2 separate regions of the Homo sapiens genome follow, and region 1 is linked to region 2. A link is a loop called in an ENCODE intact Hi-C map of the cell type or tissue named here. Cell type or tissue: heart right ventricle. All regions are shown on one strand. Each heading gives the region's core, and the rest is flanking DNA. Links, peaks and the distances in the headings are about the cores only. Region 1 has its middle 74 kb from the start of MELK. Region 2 has its middle 29 kb from the start of MELK.

What was found. Hi-C counts contacts between places; a loop is a spot of excess contacts. Peaks named below come from ENCODE experiments on the same cell type or tissue, not always from the same donor. Only the 100,000 strongest peaks of a DNase experiment are listed, where the experiment ranks them.
Region 1: a loop joins it to region 2, with 10 times the contacts of the local background. A loop is called at or near these places in 26 of 110 quality-filtered maps.

The regions. Positions count from the first base shown.
Region 1 is chr9:36,492,362-36,504,791 of GRCh38, reverse strand. No RefSeq gene overlaps it. Among named protein-coding and RNA genes, the nearest start is that of MELK, 74 kb to the left of the region's middle. In heart right ventricle, for the core only: no CTCF peak of the experiment used is centred there; no DNase peak of the experiment used is centred there.
Region 2 is chr9:36,537,726-36,550,155 of GRCh38, reverse strand. No RefSeq gene overlaps it. Among named protein-coding and RNA genes, the nearest start is that of MELK, 29 kb to the left of the region's middle. In heart right ventricle, for the core only: no CTCF peak of the experiment used is centred there; a DNase peak (open chromatin) is centred at 6,095; H3K27me3 peaks cover 646 bases.

The sequences.
Region 1 (12,430 bases), core at 3,067-11,066, 46 kb after region 2:
TACTCGGGAGGCTGAGCAAAGAGAATTGCTTGAACCTGGGAGGCGGAGGTTGCGGTGAGCCGAGATCATGCCATTGCACTCCAGCCTGGGCAACAAGAGCGAAACTCCGTCTCAAAAAAAAAAAAAAAAAAAAATAGAACCTCTAAGCATTCATTCTTCAAGGCTGTTTCCTTTTTCCTTCCCAACAGCCTCTGCAGGGAGGGGGATGTGAAAAGCAATATGATCAGAATGTAATGAAGGAACAAATCTCACTGGGAGTCAAATACCATTGTTAAAAAAAAAAAAAAAAAGGCATCATGGGCAGAAGCCCAAAAATCAGAGGCTTCCCCCAGTGTTCTTTGAATCCATTTTTTAAGCTGTTAAAAACACCCTTAAAATAAACCTGCCATCTTGTGAGGACAGGAAGAAGGTTACCCGTCTTCCCGCCACCATCTGCAGACTGGCTCAGCTTTAGGCTTCTTTGAGCCACACTCCCCCGCCCCCAGCCTGTTCTTTATAACATGTCAGGGTGGGGTTGATTGTAGTTTCTTTCCCCAACTTAGCAAAATTCAGTCACAATTAAAATTTGACGTGAACCAAGGAGAGGCTACAGAAATAGTAGTTTACAATGCATTTTATTCTTGCAATTTGACATCTTCTAATAATTTCTGACACTGTGCTTGGCCCACTTGTGTTTATCAGTCTGAATTTGGATCAGATCAGTTTAAACCTCTATCTAGGATGAAAGCTCAATCTGTTGCTGGGGTAATGGCTCAGGGTATGGTTGGGATCAGGGTTCACCCTGTAGTTGTGATTAGGGCTCAGTGTGTGGGGCTAAGAGCTAGTCTGTGATTAGAGTAGAGACCAGTCTGTGATTAGCATTAGAGCTTAGTCTGGGCTGGAGTCAGGTCTCAGCCTGTGGCAGAGATCAGAATTGTGTGTGGTGAGCTCTAGGATTCAATCAGGTAATAACACTATACGGCTCTATTCCAGGAAAGAAAGGGCAGGAAGTGTTGGTCAGGAGTTCAAAGTCCATTGAGGGTCTATCAGACCGGAAGACTGAGCAGATGGAAAATCAAGGAACCAAGAGGGGTTTAAAATAGTGACCCCCCACCAAAATGGCAGAAGTTAAAAGGACTGACAATAGCAAGAGTCTGTGAGGATGTGCAGCAACTGGAACATTTTTGTGTGTAGAGACAAAGTCTCACTCTGTTGCCCAGGCTGGAGTGCAGTGGCACGATCATAGCTCACTGCAGCCTCGAACACTTGAGTTCAAGTGATCCTCATGCCTCAGCCTTCCAAAGTGCTGGAACTACAAGCATAAGCCACTATACCCGGCCCAACAACTGAAATTTTTTTTACATTGCTAGTGGGAGTATAATTTGTACAACTACATTGGACAACTGCTTGGCAGTATATGTAAAGTTAAATATACATATCTATGCCCTGTGACTCAGCACTTTCAATCCTGGAATGAACAAACAACTACTACATACAACAACATGGATAAATCTCACAAAATAGTGTCAAGCAAAAGAAACCAGACACGAACAAGTAGTCACCATATAATTCCATTTATACAAAATTTAAAAACAGGCAAAATTAATTCATGATGATAGGAATCAGAAGAGTAGTTACATTTAGGGGGTATGGACTTGAGGGGGCCTGAGGGAGCCTTCCGGAGAGATGGTATGATCTATATCTTTTTTTTTTTTTTTTTTTTTTTGAGATGGAGTTTGAGTTTCACTCTTGTTGCCCAGGCTGGAGTGCAATGGTGCAATCTCTGCTCACTGCAACCTCTGCATCCTGGGTTCAAGCAATTCTCCTGCCTCAGCCTCCCGAGTAGCTGGGATTACAGGCATGCGCCACCATGCCTGGCTAATTTTTTTTGTATTTTTAGTAGAGACGGGGTTTCTCCATGTTGGTCAGGCTAGTCTCGAACTCCTGACCTCAGGTGATCCACCCGCCTCCTCAGCTTTCCAAAGCGCTGGGATTACAGGTGTGAGCCACTGTGCCTGACCAGTATGGTCTATATGTTTTGATCCAGATCATGGTTACACAGGTGAACATATATAAAAATTCACTGAGCTGAATATTTAATGTTTGTTGAGGAGTTAATTCCACAGTCATGACTTTTCTGCTATGGCAATTGTGATGTTACTGTCATGGCTTGTTGAGTCGGGGGGTGGTCCTGGAGGTACTGGGCTTGCAAGGGTGCAGTCCTTGAGGCAACTATGCTGGGCAATGATGTAGTATTAAAAGCCGTGGATGGCTGGATGCTGTGACTCATGCCTGTAATCCCAGCACTTTGGGAGGCCGAGGTGGGTGGACCACATGAGGTCAGGAGTTTGAGACCAACCTGGCCAACATGGCGAAACCCAGTCTGTACTTAAAAAACAGAAAAATTGCCGGGCACGGTGGCTCACACCTGTAATCCCAGCACTTTGGGAGGCCGAGGCGGGCGGATCATGAGGTCAGGAGATCGAGACCATCCTGGCTAACACGGTGAAACCCCATCTCTACTAAAAATACAAAAAATTAGCCAGGCGTGGTGGTGGGGCCTGTAGTCCCACCTACTCGCGAGGCTGAGGCAGGAGAATGGCGTGAACCCCAGAGGCGGAGCTTGTAGTGAGCCGAGGTCCAGCCACTGCTCTCTAGCCTGGGCAACAGGGCGAAACTCTGTCTCAAAAAAAAAAAAAAAAAATTAGCCGGGTGTGGTGGTGCACATCTATAGACCCAGCTACTAAGGAGGCTGAGGCACAAGAATTGCTTGAACCTGGGAGGCAAGTTTGCAGTGAGGTAAGATTGTGCCACTGCCCTCCAGCCTGGGCGACAGAAAGAGACTCTGTCCCCCTCACCTCCCCCCGCAAAAAAAACCTCTGGACTTGGAGTCCTGAGTTTGACTGTCAGCACTCTGCTTAGGATCAACTCCAGTCAGAAGCACTGGTGTGTTGTGATCAGTCATGAGGTGAGTTACACATTATTCATTGGTAATTATAAATTATTGTAGCTTTTAAAAATTTTCTTTTAATTTATTTGAATTCATAATACATGCATTTGGTTAAAAACAAATTAAATCTTGTAAAAGAAAATATAGCATAAAGGTCATTTTCTTCCCATCCCTGACTCCAAACACCAGTCCCCCAATCTCCCTCTTGAGAGGCAACCGCTGTCATCAGCTTCTTGAAGATACTTCCAGAAATAGTCTATGCATATTCATGAATGATTTCCTTGAAGAAAATCAGAGCAGATTCAAGATATGCCTATAATAATGTTGCTTGCATACAAAATGCTTTATTTTAATAATTTTCTAAATGGAATTAAGTTTTCATTATTAAAATACTATGTGCTTATTTTAAAATTGTATAAAGTAAAAGTGAAAGCTTTCTCTTCCTATTCCTTTTTTTTTTTTTTTTTTTTTTTTGAGACAGAGTCTCACTCTGTCGCCCAGGCTGGAGTGCAGTGGTGTGATCTCGGCTTACTGCAACCTCTGCCACCCGGGTTCAAGCATGTCTCCTGCCTCAGCCTCCTGGGTAGCTGGGACTACAGGTGCGTACCACCACACCCAGCTAATTTTTGTATTTTTAGTGGAGACAGGGTTTCACCATGTTGGCCAGGCTGGTCTTGGACTCCTGACCTCAAGTGATCCACCCCCCTTGGCCTCACAAAGTGCTGGGATTACAGGCATGTGCCACTGTGCTCAGCCAGGGTCTAAAGTCTTAATAACCAGCACTAATAATAATGACTTCTACTTTACTCCTTAGCCAAATTAACTACTCATCTTTGCATAATAATTGTGAACATTTGCTGAGTTCTTACTTTGTCAGGCTTTCTTCTGAGACAGGTAGCTAGACATATATATGTATGTATATCATATATGTAATATGTTATATATATATTATATAAGTTCATACATACTCATTTAATCCCTGTAACAACTCTTTGAGATTGGTACTTTTATAATCCTCGTTTGACTGAGGAGGCAACTAAGGCTGACACAGCTGGCAAGTGGCAGTCTTACTTCGGAACCACACCAAACTCTGTGCTATTCATTTCGAAGGTTTTTGTCATGCTACAACTGGCTGTGTAGGGCTGTTACTTAAAGAGGCAGCTGGGAGTATGCGTTGGAGAAAAGAGTGGTTCATTTCACTGGCACTAAAACATAAAAAGCAACCAATGACAAAAACCCTGAGTCTTATAGATTGCCACACTGCTGTCTTCTCTGAGACCCTTCATGGCTCCCCTCTACTAAACAAAGCCAAGATCCTCAGCCTGGTGTTCCAGAGCTTCCTTAGTCTTGTCAATTAGCCCTAGAAAGGGCTTTCTCTTATACTATGGGAACTTCTAAAACCATCTCTCCCATCATTTCATACCCATCTGGGAGGCTGTTATGGGATGAATTGTGTCCCCTAAAAAAGATATGTTGAAGTCCAAATCCCCATGCCAGAGCGTGAGCTTGTTAGGAAATAGGGTCAGTGCAGAAGTAATTAGTTAAGATGAAGTCATACTGGAGCAAGGGTGGGCTCTAAATCTAATATGACTAGTGTCCTTATATGAAGAAGGCCACATGAAAACAGAGGCAAACAGGGAGAACGCTATGTGACTATGGAAGCAGAGATTGGAGTTATGTGTGGCTGTAAGTCAAGGATTGTCAAAGATTGCCAGCAAACCACTAGGAGCAGGAAGAGGCAAGGAAGTTCTCTGGCAGGTTGCAGAGGGAGCATGGCCCTGCTGACACCTTGATTTTGGACCTCTAGCCTCCAGAATTGTGAGAAGATACATTTCTGTTGTTTTGAGCCATCCAGTTTGTAGTACTTTGTTACAGCAGCCCTAGGAAACTAAAACAGAGCCTTGGCCAGTTAACTCCATCACTGCAGATTTGAGTCCAAGATGTATGGGAGGGCCTTCTTTCTCTTGTTCCATTTCTTTGCTCTCAGCGGGCAGTGGCATCCTTGGCTGTTTGCTTACATAACACACAGACAACACACCCATGACATTCCCCCTATCTCTTAATGCAGACAGCACACCAGTAGTCTGTTTATTTCCCGACATGCCCTGTGCAGGGCTGGTACAGGTCCCCTGCCCCCTGCCTCTTCCTGGCTCAGGGCCAGCCCAACCCCTCTGGGGAGACAGTAGATTGAAGCCCCTTTCTGGGTTGCCTAGGCGACAGTGCCGTCTGAGTGCCCTGGAGCCAGGCAGCTGTGGCTGCAGGGAAGCGAGGGACCAAGGGAAGCTGGGGGTCAGAAAGGAGGATTAGGGGAAAGACCCAAAGAGAGTCCTTTAAAGTGGCTCTAGAACAAACACAAAAGGTAAAATTAAAACTGCAGCATCACCATAACCAGTGTTATAGAGCAATATGCCGGACTTGAGATGGAAAGGAAAAGGCTTCCCTCAGGGAATTCTATACGGAGCTTAGCTCTATGGGTCTCGGAGTCCAAGCCCCATTCAAACTTATGCTTTGAGGCCTTCTGGCAGCACAAGAGATCAAAAGATGACAAAACCCAGGCAAATAGGGACTGGCATTTTGCACAGCAAGGGCAAGTCTTCTATAAACAGCAGTAAGATACACAGTGAATGAAGAAAGATGCTTGCAGTTTTTTGGTTCACAATTAAGTGATGTCTGCTGTGTGTAGGGAAACATGCTGGGTGCTATGTATGAAGAGTGAGGATACAGACAGAAACACAATGCCATTCTTGCCCTCAAGAAGCCCATAGTCCTTCCTTAACCCAATCATTACTTCAAGAATGGACTTCTGCTGGGCGCAGTGGCTCACGCCTGTAATCCCAGCACTTTGGGAGGCTGAGGTGGGCAGATCACCTGAGGTCAGGAGTTCAAGACCGGCCTGGCCAACATGGTGAAACCCCATCTCTACTGAAAATACAAAAAAATTAGCCAGGAGTGGTGATGCATGCCTATAGTCTCAGCTACTCGGGAGGCTGGGGCAGGAGAATCGCTTGAACCCGGGAGGTGGAGGTGCATTGAGCTGAGATCAAGCCACTACACTCCAGCCTGGGCAACAGAGCAAGACTCTGTCTCAAACAAACAAAAAAAGAATTTCTAAGGCTGGGCACAGTGGCTCACGCCTGTAATCCCAGCACTTTGGAGGCCGAGGCGGGTGGATTGCTTGAGGTCAGGAGTTCGAGACCAGCCTGGCCAAGATGGTGAAACCCCGTCCCTGCTAAAAATACAAAAAAAAAAGAGCCAGGCAAGGTGGTGGGTGCCTGTAATCCCAGCTACTCGGGAGCTAAGGCAGGAGAATCGCTTGAACCTGGGAGGCAGAGGTTGCAGTGAGCCGAGATCGCACCACTGCACTCTAGCCTGGGTGACAGAGCAAGACTCCGTCTCAAAAAAAAAAAAAAATCAACTTATATAATAGCAAGCTGGAATGCTCCAAGGCAATTCTTCTCAGTCCAGGGGTTAGAAAGGGCTTCAGAGAGGCATGGGACTCAATCCTAAGTCACTCAGGTCATCACATCTCCCTGGTCACAGATCAGTATAAGGTAAGCAAGCATATACCCAATCTTAGCTGATACAAAGTAGTGAGACTTTTTGTTAGGATTGCTGAGAGGGTTACGTGTTTTCTCTTCTGTGCCAGGAGCTGCCATCACTGTCTCATCACTGCATGGAGTCTAGTATGAAACCAACATGGTGGTAAGCACAGCTGAGAGACAGAGGAAGATTGGGAGCTGACACATCATTCAAGTCCCTGAATCAAGTCATGCCAGATCCACCCCAGGCTTTGGATTATGAAAGCCAATACAGCCTGTTTCTTTTTTTCTTTTTTTTTTTTTGAGACCGAGTCTCGCTCTGTTGCCCAGCCTGGAGTGCAGTGGTGCCATCTTGGCTCATTGCAACCTCTGTCTCCTGGGTTCAAGTGAGTCTCGTGCCTCAGCTTCCCAAGTAGCTGGAATTACAAGCATATGCCACCACGCCCTCATAATTTTTGTATTTTTACTAGAAACGGGGTTTTACCATGTTGGCCATGCTGGTCTCAAATTCCTGGCCTCAAGTGATTCGCCTGCCTCGGCCTCCCAAATTGCTAGGACTACAGGTGTGAGACACTGCACCCAGCCGAGTCTATGTTTCTTAAAGTGGTTTATGTACTTCCAATTCAAAAGGTTCAAAAAAGATACATTAGAAACTCTTTTAACCGATTAATTGTATTAACCAATGCCCTCTATTCCGTCTGTAAAATATACTAATTTACACCCATGTGCACTGAATGCTCATAGCTGGTAAACTAGTTTCTGGGACTTACTGAGCCTACCAATTGAGAAGTTTCTCCACAAATCTGTTTGTGTTAGTTTTATTTATTACAGAAATTACATTACATAATTAAATATTAAGTAAACTGTGGAAACACAAGTGCAAGTGTAAAGATTGTTCCTGCTTCTATGAAAATTCAGCTAAATGTTTTGAAAGACTTGATAAAGGTATTTCTTTTTTTTGAGATGGAGTTTCACTCTTGTTGCCCAGGCTGGAGGGCAATGGCATGATCTCGGCTCACCGGGTTCAAGTGATTCTCCTGCCTCAGCCTCTGGAGTAGCTGGGATTACAGGCATGCGCCACCACGCCCGGCTAATTTTGTATTTTTAGTAGAGATGGGGTTTCTTCATGTCGGTCAGGCTGTTCTCAAACTTCTGACCTCAGGTGATCTGCCCGCCTCTGCCTCCCAAGGTGCTAGGATTACAGGCGAGAGCCACTGCACCCGGCCGATAAAGGTATTTCAAAATTGCTTTGGGGGCCAGGTGTGGTGGTATACGCCTGTAATCCCAGCACTTTGAGAGGCTGACGGGGGAGAATCACTCGAGGCCAGGAGTTTGAGACCAGCATGGGCAGCACAGTGAGACCCCATCTCTACAAAAACTTCTTTTAAAAATTGCTTTGGGGTTAGATATGGATAGACACATCATTAGAAATGAAATAATAGGCTGCGCGTGGTGGCTCATGCCTGTAATCCCAGCACTTGGGGAGGCCGAGGCCGGCAGATCACAAGGTCAGAAGATCGAGACCATCCTGGCTAACACGGTAAAATCCCGTCTCTACTAAAAAATATATATATAAAAAATTAGGCTGGGCACAGTGGCTCATGCCTGTAATCCCAGCACTTTGGGAGGCCGAGGCGGGCGGATCACCTGAGGTTGGGAGTTTGAGACCAGCCTGACCAACATGGAGAAACCCCATCTCTACTAAAAATACAAAATTAGCCGGGCATGGTGGCACATACCTGTAATCCCAGATACTAGAGAGGCTGAGGCAGGAGAATCGCTTGAACCTGGGAGGTGGAGGTTGTGGTGAGCTGAGATCACGCCATTGCACTCCAGCTCGGGCAACAAGAGCGAAACTCTGTCTCAAAAAAAAAAAAAATTAGCTGGGCATAGTGGCAGGTGCCTGTAGTCCCAGCTACTGGGGAGGGTGAGTCTGGAGAATGGTGTGAACCCGGGAGGCGGACCTTGCAGTGAGCCGAGATCGCGCCACTGCACTCCAGCCTGGGTGACAGACACTCAAAAAAAAAAAAAAAATAGAAATGAAACAATAAAAACATAGATGGATTTTACACTCAGCTTTGGAAAAGTCTTTCAGTTCTTTTTCCCCCTCTAAAGAAACCAATGCTGAAAATAGTAGATGATGCATATTGGGTGAGAAAGAGCATGAATTGTCTCTTAAGAAGCCTTGCAGTTTCCACCTGGGAACACTTGCTCTGGGGAAAGCCAGGCACTATGTAAGAAGTCTTATCTATTGTCGATGAAAAGAGTCAAACTCTGTAAAATATTTTGAGATTTATTCTGGGCCAAATATGAGTGACCGTGGCCTGTGACACAGCCCTCAGGAGATCCTGAGACCTGATGTTTCCTGTCTTCCAAAAATGTATAAAAGTCTGAGGTGGTTAGGGCACAGCCTGGTTTTATACATTTTTGGGAGACAGGAAACATCAATGAAATACATTTAAGATGTACATTGGTTTTTGGCGGAGGGGGGGCCTTCCAGGCTATAGGTAGATTTAAATATTTTCCAGTTGATAATTGGTTGAGTTTATCTGAAGACCTGGGATCAACAGAAAGGAAATGTTTAGGTTAGGATTGTGGAGACAAGTTTTATTGTGCAGAGGAAGCTCTCAGATAGCAGACTTCAGAAAGAACAGGTTGTAAAATGTTTCTTATCCGATGTAAAAGGGTGCCTGGCTCTTAGTTGATTATCTCCTGGATCTGGAAATGAAGGAAGGAAAAAAACGGGAAAGGGGTTTCTCTATGGAATGTGGATTTTTCCCACAAGAGACAACTTTTCAGGGCAATGTCAAGATATGGCAAGGAATTATATTTAGGGTTAAAATATTTTGATTTCTTCCCTTATTTGTTATGTGATGTTATGCCAGAGTCAGGTTAGAAAACAGACCACACTATACAGAGTTAAAATGAAAACCCCTCTGATGAGACTTTATGGTTTGTAGGGCATGAGTCCCCAGGGCCCTTAGGTAGGAATTTGGACAAACTAAAAAATCAGAGTTTAATCTTCACTATATTGAGTCTACCATGCTGTTAGGGAGCCCAAGCCAGTCACATGGAGACAGAGAGTTGCCCTATTAACCTCCAGCTGTTCCAGCCATCCTTTCGAGATGCCAGACAAGTGAGTGAAGAAGCCTTCCTGGATGTCTAGCCCAGTCAAGCTTTCAGATGAGTCCAGCCCTAGACACCATTTACTGAAACATCAGAGATCCCAAGTGAGAACCACCCAACTGAGCCTAGTCTACCCACAGAACCATGAAAAATAACAATAAATTTTTAAAAGCCTCTAAATATATTAGAGTGGTTTGTTATACAGCAATGGATAGCCAGTCTTTTGTAGATGAAAGGAGAGAGTTACAAGAAAGAGGAGGTGGCTGCTATTGTCAAATACCATGAAGAGATCATGGAGGATGAGAACTGAGAAAAGACCATTGTATTTGGCAATTGAGAAGCCAGCATTGTCTTTCAAGCATGTAGTTAATAGAATGGTAGGAGCAGAAGTCAAATTGGAAGTGTTTGTAGAGCAAGTGAATGGTGGGAAATAGATACAATGGTAGATTGGTCTTTTTTCTTTCTTTTTAAATAGTTTAACATTCACTGATGATCCTTGCTTGAATCAATTATCTCATTGGAGATTGCAAAATGGTAAGTTTTTAATTCTATCAATCCTTCTACATTTATTAGATGACATTCTTCTGTAAAGAAGAATTTCCTCTCATCAATTGGGGATGAACCTCATTTCTTCCTAAAATGGCAGGTTAAATGCTTCATTCTTTCTCTTTAATTACCAATTTCCTGACAAAGGAGTTGGTGTCATAGTATTTCCAATAGTGGCAAATGAATTTTTTCCTCCTTTCTCTTTTCTTGCTCTTTGAGCATCATTATGGACTCATGCATTACATTTATTCAATGTATTACAATCAATTACAGACTCAATTAGTCTTTAAAGAAGCCATAGAGGATAGGGCTAAGGATGTGATCAGAAAATTCCTAGAATACTGTGGTTGAAGAAACACACACACACACACACACACACACACCACACACACACATTTATCCTTACCAATAATAAAAATATGAAAGCAAAAACTATATAACAGAGAAAAAAATATAAAATTCCAATTCTGATACTATATATACAACCCTCCTAAAATTCTCACACAGGTTCTATAAGGGGTATGTATAAAGACAGTTATGGCAGTGATGTTTTTGGTTGTAGGCAATTTGGGTGTCCCTAATGAAGAAGACCTTAGGCAAAATGTGATGGGTGGAGTAATATGCAGTAGATAGAAGCAATGGGCCAGATCTTAAAAACATGCTGCAGCAAAAAAGAAAAATAAGAAAAAAAAATGTGTCTTACAATGTTATTTACAAAAGAAAAAAATACACACATCTAAGAAAATAGTACATATTTTATCCTACTACTATTTTTTTTTTTTTGAAAAATCTCTTTGTTGGGAGGTTTTGGTTTTGGTTTTGTTTTGAAAGAGTGTCATTACGTCACCCAGGCTGGAGTGCAATGGTGCAATCTCAGCTCACTGCAACCTCCACCTGCCGGGTTCAAGGGATTTTGGTGTCTCAGCCTCCTGGGTAGCTGGAATTACAGGCGTGCACCACCACGCCCAGCTAATTTTTGTATTTTTAGCAGAGACGGGGTTTCACCATGTTAGCCAGGCTGGTCTCAAAGTCTTGACCTCAAGTGATCTGCCTGCCTTGGCCTCCCAAAGTGCTGGGATTACAGGCGTCAGCCACCATGTCCAGCCCAATACTACATATTTTAAATAAACACAAACAAAAGGATATACATGAAACACATCGGAATAATTGCCTGTGGTGAGAAAGGGGAATGAGATTAGTGAATGTGAATAAAAGAGAATAAATAAATATAACAAATGAGAGTGGCCTTACAAGTGAGAAATATGACCAATTCAATCCCTTATATTTAAATAAAAATAAATGATTAAACAAATAAATTGCTATGATCTCTCTGGAAATTAGAACTTTTCAAAACATTGAATTAGCAATTCCACCTTTAGGAATGTGGCCTAAGGAAATAGAAACTAATGTTTATTAATGTGATAATAGTGAGGAAAAATGCTCAGCATGTTTTCTTTCGCTCTGGCTCTCACCCTGCAATTTACATCCCCAAGCATTTCAGGGAAACCATATAGTTGTCTCACATGTGCTTGTGATGTGTTTGTGAAGGAAAGTAGTCATGTGGTATTGGTGGTTCATTTCATCTCCTGCCTCAGCCCCTTCCACTTGGCATTGCTATTTTCACTTCCTTTGCTGAGCATGGTTACAAATTCCATTGGGTCTACCTTATCTGGATTCCTTCAGTTGCTAAGGCTGCAAAGTATTACTCTGTAATACTCTGAAATACCATCTTGCTCCTCTTCTGGTTTTATATGCTATTAGGTCTATCATTGTCTTATCGTTTTTCATGAAATAGCCCCTTCAGTATTTTCTTTTCTTTTCTTTTCTTTTCGAGACCGGAGTCTTGCTCTGTCGCCCAGGTTGTGGTGCAGTGGCACGATCTCGGCTCACTGCAAGCTCCGCCTCCCGGGTTCACGCCATTCTCCTGCCTCAGCCTCCTGAGTAGCTGGGACTACAGGCGACCACCACCACCACGCCCGGCTAATTTTTTGTATTTTTAGTAGAGACGGGGTTTCACCGTGTTAGCCAGGATGGTCTCGATCTCCTGACCTCGTGATCCGCCCACCTCGGCTTCCCAAAGTGCTGGGATTACAGGCTTGAGCCACCGCACCCGGCGCCCCTTCAGTATTTTCTTACAATTTCTCTCCTCCACTCCCTCATTAACCCCCAAATAAAATAATGATTTACAAGCCAGGCTGGGGCAAATACAAGTAAACAGACATTGTGCTAAGCTTGAAAGTGAAATAGGGAGTGCGAATCAGAACTACAATGAGATACCACTTCACATCCA
Region 2 (12,430 bases), core at 1,988-9,987:
TAATAAAAATGCCAATCTAGGTAGGGCTGGGCGAGGTGGCTCATGCCTGTAATCCCAGCACTTTGGGAGGCCGTGGCGGGCGGATCACCTGAGGTCGGGAGTTCAAGACCAGCCTGACCAATGTGGAGAAACCCTGTCTCCTCCATAAATACAAAATTAGCTGGGCATGGTGGCACATGCCTGTAATTCCAGCTACTCAGGAGGCTGAGGCAGAAGAATCGCTTGAACCTGGGAGGCAGAGGTTGTGGTGAGCCGAGATTGCGCCATTGCACTCCAGCCTGGGCAACAAGAGCGAAACTCCATCTCAAAAAAAAAACATTCTTTCCTTCATGTTAACTTTAGATAACCTGACAACAATGTGCCTTGGAGATGATCCTTTTTTTTTTTTTTTTTTTTAAAGACAGAGTCTTACTCTGTTACCCAGGCTAGAGTGCAGTGGCACGATCTCAGCTCATTGCAACCTCCACCTCCTAGGTTCAAGCGATTTTCCTGCCTCAGCCTCCTGAGTAGCTGGGACTACAGTCATGCACCACGACACTGGCTAATTTTTGTATTTTTAGTAGAGATGGGGTTTCTCCATATTGGTCAGGCTGGTCTCGAACTCCCAACCTCAGGTGATCTGCCTGCCTCAGCCTCCCAAAGTGCTGGGATTACAGGCATGAGCCACCGCGCCTGGCCATTTTTTTTTTTTTTTTTTTTTTTTTGGTGATGATCTTTTTGCGATGAATTTCCCAGGTGTTCTTTGAGCTTCTTGTATTTGGATGTCTAGGTTTCTAGCAAGGCTGGGGAAGTTTTCCTTGATTATTCCCCCAAATATGTTTTCCAAATTTTTAGATTTCTCTTCTTCCTCAGGAACGCCGATTATTCTTAGGTTTGGTCGTTTAACATAATCCTAGACATCTTGGAGGCTTTGTTCATATTTTCTTATTCTTTTTTCTTTGTCTTTGTTGAATTGGGTTAATTTGAAAACCTTGTCTTCGAGCCCTGAATTCTTTCTTCTGCTTGTTCGATTCTATTGCTGAGACTTTCCAGAGCATTTGCATTTCTATAAGTGCATCCATTGTTTCCTGAAGTTTTGATTGTTTTTTATTTATGCTATCTTTTTCACTGAAGATTTCTTCCTTCATTTCTTATATCTTTTTTTGATTTCCTTAAATTGAGCTTTGCCTTTTTCTGGTGCCTCCTTGATTAGCTTAGTAACTGACCTTCTGAATTCTTTTTCAGGTAAATCAAGGATTTCTTCTTGGTTGGATCCATCGCTTCTGAGCTGGTGTGATTTTTGCAGAGTGTTGAAGAACTTGTTTTGTCATATTACCAGAGTTGGTTTTCTGGTTCCTTCTCATTGGTGTAGGCTTTGTCAGAGGGAAGGTCTAGGGATCAAGGCTGTTGTTCGGGTTCTTTTGTCCCATGGGGTGTTCCCTTGATGTGGTACTCTCCCCATTTTCCTAGGGATGTGGTTTCCTGATAGTAGAACTGTAGTGATTGTTATCTCTCTTCTGGATCTAGCCACCCAACAGGTCTACCAGGCTCCTGGCTAATACTGGGGGTTGTCTGCACAGAGTCATGTGATGTGACCATCTGTAGGTCTCTCAGCCATGGATACCAACACAGTATTTAGGGTGTCTCCCAGGTCCTGCAGGAGCAATCTGCTTCCTTCCTAGGGTCTGTGGGTTCTCTCAGCTTTCCTGATCTATTCCTGCAGTACTTCTGGAGCAAAAGTTCACGATGCGAGAGGCTGCACACTGCTCTGTCCGTCCAAGTGGGAGCTGCAATCTAGTCCTGCCTCCCCACTGCCATGATCCCTCCCTACTCGACAGTTGTGTATCTTGATTATAATGGTAATTATACAAAGCTAGGCATGTGGTAATGTTATATAAAGCAAGACACATACACACACACTAATGACTGCAAGTATAATGGGTGAAGTCTGAACAAGTGATGAGGATTATACCAATGTTGGTTTCCTATCTGAATAGGCTCTGTGCATTGTACCAATGTTGATTTCCTGGTTTTGATATTGCACTGTAGCCATGGAAGATATTAACATTGAGGGAGAATGGAGTGAAGGGTGCAGTGGAACTTCCTGGACATTTCTTTGGAAGTTCCTGTGAATCTATAATTATTCCCCCCAAAAAATGTTTACAAAATATTGAGACGCTATAAGCACGTAATGGGGGAGGGCAGGGATGCCACACTCTCTTCATAGCAAATAATTGCTTTGTGTCTTTTAGGATTTTCCACTGTATCACCAGAGATTCCTGTAAGATAAAAATCTGTTTATAATGATCTGAGCTGATTCTGTTTTACATACACGCCCCCACTCCACATACACACAAAGAGAAGTATTTTTGCATGGTTTTAACATTCACCGAATTTTCCAGGAACCAAACTGCTGTGTAAATGTAAGAAAAATGTACTTTGTTTGGTTGGGAACCTTACCAAGTGTTGTTGACCATTTTGGGAAATCAAATTGTTTTTGGCCATGCATCTACTAGAATGTGAGTGTCAGTACAACCTTCCTGGGTCACTACATTTGTAATTGCAAATGCACATGCAGGCCAGCGTGGTGGCTCACGCCTGTCATCCCAGCACTTTGGGAGGCTGAGGCAGGCAGATCACTTGAAGTCAGGAACTCAAGACCAGCCTGGCCAACATGGTGAAACCCCGTCTCTAGTAAAAATACAAAAATGAGCCGGACATGGTGGCACATGCCTATAATCCCAGGTACTCAGGAGGCTGAGGCAGAATTGCTTGAACCTGGGAGGTGGAGGTTGCAGTAAGCCAAGATCGTGCCACTGCACTCCAGCCTGGGAGCAGAGTGAGACTCCATCTCAAACAAACAACAAAAAACAAATGCACATGCAAGTAGGTAACAGAGAAGATTCAAAACTCCTTTTAACAGACTTAGAACCAAATACCAATTATTAAATTGGCAGAGTAATGACATGGAAATACCATTAAATTTCGTTAGTAAGGGTTATTTTATGAAAAGCTAATGTTTTTGCCACGTTATAATTTTGACACAATGCTAAAAAATATTATTGAAATGTACTTATTAAACCATTTAGTTAAGTTTTCCATGTATTTCAACTTTGATACATTTCCCATGGGTCTTCATCACAATTTCTCTCTAGCAGTGCTATCCCATAGGAATATAATGCAAGCCATATTATAATTTTAAATTTTCTTTCTTTCTTTTTTTTTTTTTTGAGATGGAGTCTCCCTCTGTCGCCCAAGCTGGCATGCAGTGGCACGATCTTGGCTCACTGCAACCTCCGCCTCCTGGGTTCAAACTTTAAATTTTCTAGTAGCCATATTAAAAAGTTTTCTTTAAAAGGTGAATTAATTTTGATATTTTATTTAACCCAATAGATACATAATATGATTTCAACACGTAATCACTTAGAAAAAAAAAATTGTTTTTGAGATAAAATCTCACTTTGTCGTCCAGGTTGGCGTACAGTGGTACAAATACAGCTCACTGCAGTCTCAAACTCCTGGGCTCAGGTGATCCTCCCCACTCAGCATACTGATTAGCTGGGACCAGAGGTATGTGCCACCATGCCCAGCTGATTTAAAAAAATATATTTGTAGATATGAGCCCAGGTTGGTCTCAAACTTCTGAGCTCAAGCAATCCTCCTGCCTCAGGTTCCCAAAGTGCGGGGATTACAGGTGTGAGCCACCGTGTCTGGCAGAAAAAATTATTAATGAAGTATTCTATATTTTTTTATTTTTATTTTATTAATTTTTTTTTGGAAAGGGAGTTTTGCTCTTGTTGCCCAGGCTGGAGTACAATGGCGGGATCTCAGCTCACCACAACCTCAGCCTCCCTGGTTCAAGTGATTCTCCTGCCTCAGCCTCCTGAGTAGCTGGGATTACAAGCATATGCCACCATGCCTGGCTAATTTTGTATTTTTAGTAGAGACGGGATTGCTCCATGTTGGTCAGGCTGGTCTCAAACTCCCGACCTCAAGTGATCTGCCCTCCTCAGCCTCCCAAAGTGCTGGGATTACAGGCGTGAGCCACCATGCCTGGCCTATACTTTTCTTTTCTTCCTTCCTTTCTTTTTTTTTTTTGAGATGGAGTCTCGCTCTGTCGCCCAGGCTGGAGTGCTGTGGCGCAATCTCGGCTCACTGCAGCAAGCTCCACCTCCCGGGTTCACGCCATTCTGCCTCAGCCTCCCTAGTAGCTGGGACTACAGGCGCCCGCCACCACACCCGGCTAATTTTTTGTATTTTTAGTAGACATGGGGTTTCACCATGTTAGCCAGGATGTTCTTGATCTCCTGACTGGTGATCCACCAGCCTCGGCCTCCCAAAGTGCTGAGATTACAGGCGTGAGCCACCGCACCCGGCCGCCTATTCTTTTTTATATTAAGTGTTTGAAATTGGAGCCGGGTGCGGTGGCTCACGCCTGTAATCCCAGCACTTTGGGAGGCTGAGGCGAGCGGGTCACCTGAGGTCAGGAGTTCGAGACCAGCCTGACCAACATGGAGAAACCTCATCTCTACTAAAAATACAAAATTACCCGGGCGTGGTGGAACTTGCCTGTAATCCCAGTTACTAGGGAGGCTGAGGCAGGACAATCGCTTGAACCTGGGAGGTGGAAGTTGTGGTGAGGTGAGATCATGCCATTGCAGTCCAGCCTGGGCAACAAGAGCAAAACTCCGCCTCAAAAAAAAAAAAAAGGAAAAAAAAAAAAGAAATTGGATATGTGCTTTACACTTATAACACAACTCAATTTAGACTAGCTTTGCTCAATAGCCATATATGGCCAGTAGTTACTATATTAGACAGCATAGTTCCATAGCTTTATATATTTATCCATCTTCTCCTTTGACCTATCAAGAGATACAGTCTCTTAAATCTATTTTTTTTTTTTTTGAGATGGTCTCTCACTCTGTCACCAGGTTGGAGTGCAGTGGTGCTATCTCGGCTCACTGCAACCTCTGCCTCCCGGGTTCAAGCGATTCTCCTGCCTCAGCCTCCCGAGTAGCTGGGACCACAGGCATGCACCACCATGCCTGGCTAATTTTTGTATTTTTAGTAGAGATGAGGTTTTACTGTGTTGGTCAGGCTGGTCTCAATCTCTTGACCTCGTGATCCACCCACCTCGGCCTCCCAAATTGCTGGGATTACAGGCGTGAGCCACCGCGCCCAGCTTAAAACTTTTTAATTAATAGATACTCAATATATGCCTCTACATAAGGTAGAATTTTAAAATAGGAGACTTGGGTGTTATATTATCCTTATGTTTGTGAAAACAAATGGAAATATCATACTTTCTCATTTTTTTCAATTTGACATCTAAAATTTGCTTTGGTACGTGCTACCCCTCCTTCAATTAAATGTTTTTTTCCTTAGCTGGGTGCCTGTAGTCCCAGCTACATGGGAGGCTGAGGCAAGAGGATCGCTTGAGCCCAGGAGTTGCAGGCTGCAGTGAGCTATGACTGCACCACTGCACCCCAGCCTGAGCAACAGAGCGAGATCCTGTCTCTAAAAATAATAAAATAGGCCGGGCGTGGTGGCTCACACCTGTAATCCCAGCACTTTGGGAGGCCGAGGTGAGTGGATCACGAGGTCAGGAGTTCAAGACCATCCTGAGCAACATGGTGAAACCCCGTCTCTACTAAAAATACAAAAATTAGCCACGCATGGTGGTGCACACCTGTAATCCCAGCTACTCAGGAGGCTGCGGCAGAAGAATCTCTTGAGCCTGGGCGGCAGAGGCTGCAGTGAGCCAAGATCATGCCACTGCACTCCAGCCTGGACTACAGAGCAAGATTCCGTCTCAAAAAATAAATAAATAAAAATAAAAATAATAAAATGTAGATTTAAAAAAATACCCCGGATGCGTTTGTGCCACTGCATGCCAGCATGGTGACAGAGCGAGACTCAGTCTCAAAAAAAAAAAAGAACCGCAGGCCTCAGCAGGCCTCGAGGCTAAGACTGGACTCCATGCCAACACATCCATTGCAGCTGGGAAACTGGCCTACAAAAGGAATTCTGGAGAAAGACCTGCCAAGCCCATTTGTTCAGCCTTATGAAATTCTTCTGACCACTCCCATGGTTGTACTTTGTGCAGACCACCCACATGGATACACATATCTCATTGCAGGCCTGCCTGGAGACAAGCCACAGCCACATGAAAACCACCAAAACAAGGCACTCGTGAATCCTTGGCAAGTCGCAGGTACCAGTTAGGAACACAATAGCCTGGAAGGGAACTCCTAAGTTTTCACTGTTCTGTGGTGACATTAGCTTGGAAAAAGAAGTAACATTCATAACTAAGAGATGCCACAGTAAAGTATTCTTGGAGAACTGTGTGATAGAGGATGAATAACCCTAGGACTAACCCCCTGAATTGGGAAAATGCTGAGCAAACCTTGACTGTAGGATTCCCTGTAACAGTGGCTTGCTGCTGCCTACCAGCAAGGTCTTGCTTGCCCCCACTCACCTTCTCCATCATATAGTGATGATGAACAGCAATAATCCATAGCAAGGCATATTCATGCCATATGAATGCATAAGTACCAACAGGTGGATTTGTTCACCCATAGAGGAAGAATACAGTGAGGAAAGCAGCCCATCTGGAATAAATCAGTGCTGCATAGCTGCCCGCCTTGGCCTCCCAAAGTGCTGGGATTACAGGCGTGAGCCAACGTGCCCGGCCTATTTTATTATTATTATTATTATTATTATTGAGACAAAATCTCGATTCATCGCCCAGGCTAGAATGCAGTGGCGTGATCTTGGCTAACTGCAACCTCTGCCTCCCGGGTTCAAGTGATTCTTGTGTCTCACCCTCCCAAGTAGCTGGGATTACAGGCACTCGCCACCACATCAGCCAATTTTCTTTTTTTTTTTTTGAGACGGAGTCTTGCCCTGTCGTGCAGGCTGGAGTGCAATGGCATGATCTTGGCTCACTGCAACCTCTGCCTTACAGGTTCAAGTGATTCTCCTGTTCCAGCTTCCTGAGGAGCTAGGATTACAGGCACCCGTCATCATGCCGGCTAATTTTTGTTTTTGTTTTTGTTTTTTTGAGACGGAGTCTCGTTCTGTCGCCCAGGCTGGAGTGCAGTGGCGCGATCTCGGCTCACTGCAAGCTCCGCCTCCCGGGTTCACGCCATTCTCCTGCCTCAGCCTCCGAGTAGCTGGGTTTACAGGCGCCCGCCACCACGCCCTGCTAATTTTTTTTGTATTTTTTTAGTAGAGACGGGGTTTCACCGTGTTAGCCAGGATGGTCTCGATCTCCTGAACACGTGATCCACCCGCCTTGGCCTCCCAAAGTGCTGGGATTACAGGCTTGAGCCACTGCGCCCGGCTAATTTTTGTGTTTTTGTAGAGACAGGGTTTCACCATGTTGGCCAGGCTGGTCTCGGACTCCTGACCTCAGGTGATCTGCCTGCCTCGGCCTCCCAATGTGCTGGCATTACAGGCGTGAGCCACCACGCCTGGCCACAAATTTCTTCTTCAAGAAATGAGACTTTATTTCAGGCTGGGCGCTATGCACAGTCACAGGAAATTCAGGCTGCTATCGAAGGTTCTACCTGCTGAGCTTCTCAAGCTCCTCTGTGCATTAGCACCACTAGGAGGGCCTGTTGCAATGCTGACTGTTGGGCTCCACTCCCAAAGTTCCTGATTCCGTGAGTCTGGGACAAAGCTAGAGAATTTACACTTCAAACAAGCTTCCAGGTGATGGTGATGCTGCAAGTCTGGGAACAAGACTTTGGGAACCAGGAGCCTAGATTTATCTATCACACAGCCATTTATTACTTGCGGCTTTAACCAGGAAGGGGGTCAGCCCTCTACATTCAGATTACCCAAACAAATTAAAAGTTCTGTTATTTACTACTATTTAGTCTTTATCTCCCAGGGAAAGTGGGTAGACAGGGTTCATTCTTAGTGAAAGACTCATAATATCTATGCATCCCTCAATTCCCCAATTCTTCTCCTTCCCCATTCAGAGAATTTTTTTTTATATATATACTTTAAGTTCTAGGGTACAAGTGCACAATGTGCAGGTTTGTTACATATGTATACATGTGCCCTGTTGGTGTGCTGCACCCGTTAACTCGTCATTTACATTAGGTATATCTCCTAATGCTATCCCTCCCTGCTCCCCCCACCCCATGACAGGCCCCGGTGTGTGATGTTCCCCACCCTGTGTCCAAGTGTTCTCATTGTTCAATTCCCACCTATGAGTGAGAGCATGCAGTGTTTGGTTTTCTGTCCTTGCGATAGTTTGCTCAGAATGATGGTTTCCAGCTTCATCCAAGTCCCTACAAAGGACATGAACTCATCCTTTTCTATGGCTGCATAGTATTTCATGGTGTATATGTGCCACATTTTCTTAATCCAGTCTATCACTGATGGACATTTGGGTTGGTTTCAAGTCTTTGCTATTGTGAATAGTGCCGCAATAAACATATGTGTGCATGTGTCTTTATAGCAGCATGATTCATAATCCTTTGGGTATATACCCAGTAATGGGTTGGCTGGGTCAAATGGTATTTCTAGTTCTAGATCCTTTTTTTGTTTTGTTTTGAGACGGAGTCTCGCTCTGTCCCCCAGGCTGGAGTGCAGTGGCATGATCTCAGCTCACTGCAAGCTCCATCTCCCGGGTTCACGCCATTCTCCTGCCTCAGCCTCCCAAGTAGCTGGGACTACAGGCACCTGCCACCACGTCTGGCTAATTTTTTGTATTTTCAGTAGAGACGGGGGTTTCACCATGTTAGCCAGGATGGTCTCGATCTCCTGACCTCGTGATCCACCCGCCTCGGCCTCCAAAAGTGCTGGGATTATAGGTGTGAGCCACCGCGCCCGGCCTCTAGTTCTAGATCCTTAAGGAATCGCCACACTATCTTTCACAATCATTGAACTAGTTTACAGTCCCACCAACAGTGTAAAAGTGTTCCTATTTCTCCACATCCTCTCCAGCACCTGTTGTTTCCTGACTCAGAGAATCTTTATCTAAACCACAGGGCAGCAAATCTATTCCATAAAGATCCAAATAGGGTTGGGTGCGGTGGCTCATGCTTGTAATCCCAGCAGTTTGAGAGGCTGAGGTGAGCAGATCACCTGAGGTCGGGAGTTTGAGACCAGCCTGACCAACATGGAGGAACCCCGTCTCTTCTAAAAATACAAAATTAGCCGGGCGTGGTGGTACGTATGCCTGTAATCACAGCTACTCGGGAGGCTGAGGCAGGAGAATCGCTTGAACCAGGAGGCAGAGGTTGTGGTGAGCCGAGATCAAGGCATTGTGCTCCAGTCTGGGCAACAAAAGCAAAACTCTGACTCAAAAAAAAAAAAAAATACTTGGGGCTCTAACCAGGAAGCGGGTCAGCCCTCTGCATTCAGATTACCCAAACAAATTAGAAGTTCTGTTATTTACTACTATTTAGTCTTTATCTCCCAGGGCTTGGCTTAGTGGGAAAGTGGGTAGACGGGGCTCATTCTTAGTGAAAGACTCGATCTATGCATTCCTCAATTCCCCAATTCTTCTCTTCTCCCATTCAGAGAATCTTTATCTAAATCACAGGGCAGCAAATCTATTCCATAAAGATCCAAATAGGGTTGGGTGAGGTGGCTCATGCCTGTAATCTCAGCATTTGGGAGGTCAAAGTGGGAGGATCTCTGGAGCCCAGGAGTTGAGACCAGCCTGGGCAATATAGTGAAACCCCAAAAAAATCTGAATAGTGGATATTTCAGGTTTTGTGGGCCATGAAGTTTCTGTTATAATTACTCAATTCTGCATTTGTATGCAAAAGCAATGATAAAGAATAAGTAAATGAACAAGCATGGCTGTCTTCAAATAAAAAATGTATTTATGGACACTGAAATTTGATTTTCATGTAATTATTATTACTCTCATTTTGATTTTCTTCATTAATTTAAATATATTAGAACCATTCTTAGCTCTCAGGCTTTACAAAAAACAGGCAATAGACTGGATCTGGCCCACAGGAAGGATGTGGCCTACTAGTCATAGTTTGCTGACCCCTGGCCCTACATCATAATCTCTGTACAACCTTTTTCAAATTTGAAATCTGGCTTTTTGGGGATAGAACTTGGAAGCAAATTACAAGTACATGAGATGTCTCCATATCAGCTTAAGACAATAAATAAAGAGGACTCTTACATCTCATTTTAACTGCTGGGTAAATGTGTCTAGAACTATGATAGCTAAATTCTTATTTCAAACATGATTATTATAGATGAGATGGGGCCTTGAGAAAATTATAGAGACTGGATAGTGATCATCAGGGTCTACATTCTAAAGTTTTTGTTGTTGTTGTTGTTTGTTTTTTGAGATGGAGTCTTGCTCTTGTCACCCAGGCTGGAGTGCAATGGCATGATCTCGGCTCACTGCAACCTCTGCCTCCCAGGTTCAAGCAATTTTCCTGCCTCAGCCCCTCCCGAGTATCTGGGATTACAGGCACCTGCCACCATGCCTGGCTAATTTTTGTATTTTTAGTAGAGATGGGGTTTCGGCATGTTGGCCAGGCTGGTCTCAAACTCCTGAACTTGTGATCCGCCCACCTTGGCCTCTCAGAGTGCTGGGATTACAGGCGTGAGCCACTGCGCCTGGCCACATTCTATAGTTTGATACTTGATGTTGATAAAGAGCTAAAAATCTTCAGCTCCCCCAGTTTATCTATGTGGGAAAAAAAACACCTAATTTAAAGTTTGGTTTAAATTAACTTGATAGTTTCACAAAATAGCATAGCATATGCTTAATAATCAGTGAATGTCCTTCCAGAACAGTGATTTTCAACTTTCACTGCATATTACAATCACCTGGAAAGCTTTTACAATTCCAAATGCCCAGACTGAACGTCCACCAATTAAACCAGAATTTGGGACCAAGAATTCCCCAGGTGGTTCTTATTAGCATCCAGGGTTATAAATCACTACTGTAGTGTAAGATTCAGGAGTTCTGCTCTTTGCCCAGGTGCGCTGTGTTGTGCCCAACACCAAAAGACCCGATTTGCAACACTTGTATAGTCCTGTGTAGCCTAACTCCTAAGTAGGTGCAGATCCTTCGAATTATAGACACCTGGCCTTTCTTCCTGCCTTGAACCTGTATGCCAGGGCATGTGAATTCAAGATGGGCTTCTGGGTTCTGTATACGTCACCTTGGCAACAAAGTAGGCTCCAAGTACAAATCAATGAGAAAGACAGTAAAGGACGTGAACAGACACTTCACAAAAGAAGATATATAAATAAGCACATAGAGGCCGGGCGCAGTGGCTCACGCCTGTAATCCCAGCACTTTGGGAGGCCGAGGCAGGCGGATCATGAGGTCAGGAGATCGAGACCATCCTGGCTAACACGGTGAAACCCCGTCTCTATTAAAAATACAAAAAATTAGCCAGGCGTGGCGGCAGGCGCCTGTAGTCCCAGCTACTTGGGAGGCTGAGGCAGGAGAATGGCATGAACCCGGGAGGTGGAGCTTGCAGTGAGCCAAGATCACGCCACTGCCCGCTAGCCTGGGCGACAGAACGAGACTCCACTCTGTCTAAAAAAAAAGAAAAGAAAGGAGCAGGGGAATGACAGAATTTTTGGAGTGACAGAAATGTATCAGGTCCTGGAAGACCATAATTTTGTACAATGTGGCTCACTTATAAATTTTTTTTTTTTTTGAGACAAGGTCTCTCTTTGTCACCCAGGCTGGGGTGCAGTGGCCTGATCACAGCTCACTGCAGCCTCGACAATCAAGGCCTCAAGTGATCCTCCCACCTCAGCCTCCCGAGTAGCTGGGACTATAGGCACAGGCCACCACACCCGGGTAATTTTTGTATATTTTGTACAGACAGGATCTCACTATGTTGCCCAGGCTGATCTTGAACTCCTGAAATCAAGCGATCCTCCCACCTTAGCCTCCCAAAGTGCTGGAAATATAGAGGCATGAGCCACTGAGCCTGGCCTGGTTTCCTTATAACTTAGATGAGGGAAAAAAAAAGAAAAGCTTCCCGGCAGGGGCCCTGCCTGTGTGGAATTTGCACACTCTCCCATGTCTGTGTGGGTTTCCTTCAGGTACTGTGGTTTCCTCCCACATCCCAAAGCAAATGCTGTTGATTAATCAGCGTGGGTTCATTGCATGTCTAAATTGTCTTGGTCTGAGTGAGTGTGGGTGTGTGTGCAGGTGTGTGTGAGAGTGTGCTCTACAACAGGATAGTGTCCAGTCCAGGGCAGGTTCCAGCCCTGTGCTATGACCTGCCGAGCTAGGCTCTGGCTACCCGCAACCTTGAACTGGAATAAGTGGGTTAGAAAATGAATAAATGGGCCAGGAGCAGTGGCTCACACCTGTAATCCCAGCACTTTGGGAGGCCAAGGCAGGCGGATCACGAGGTCAGGAGATCGAGACCACAGTGAAACCCCATCTCTACTAAAAATACAATAAATTAGCAGGGCAGGGTGGCAGGTG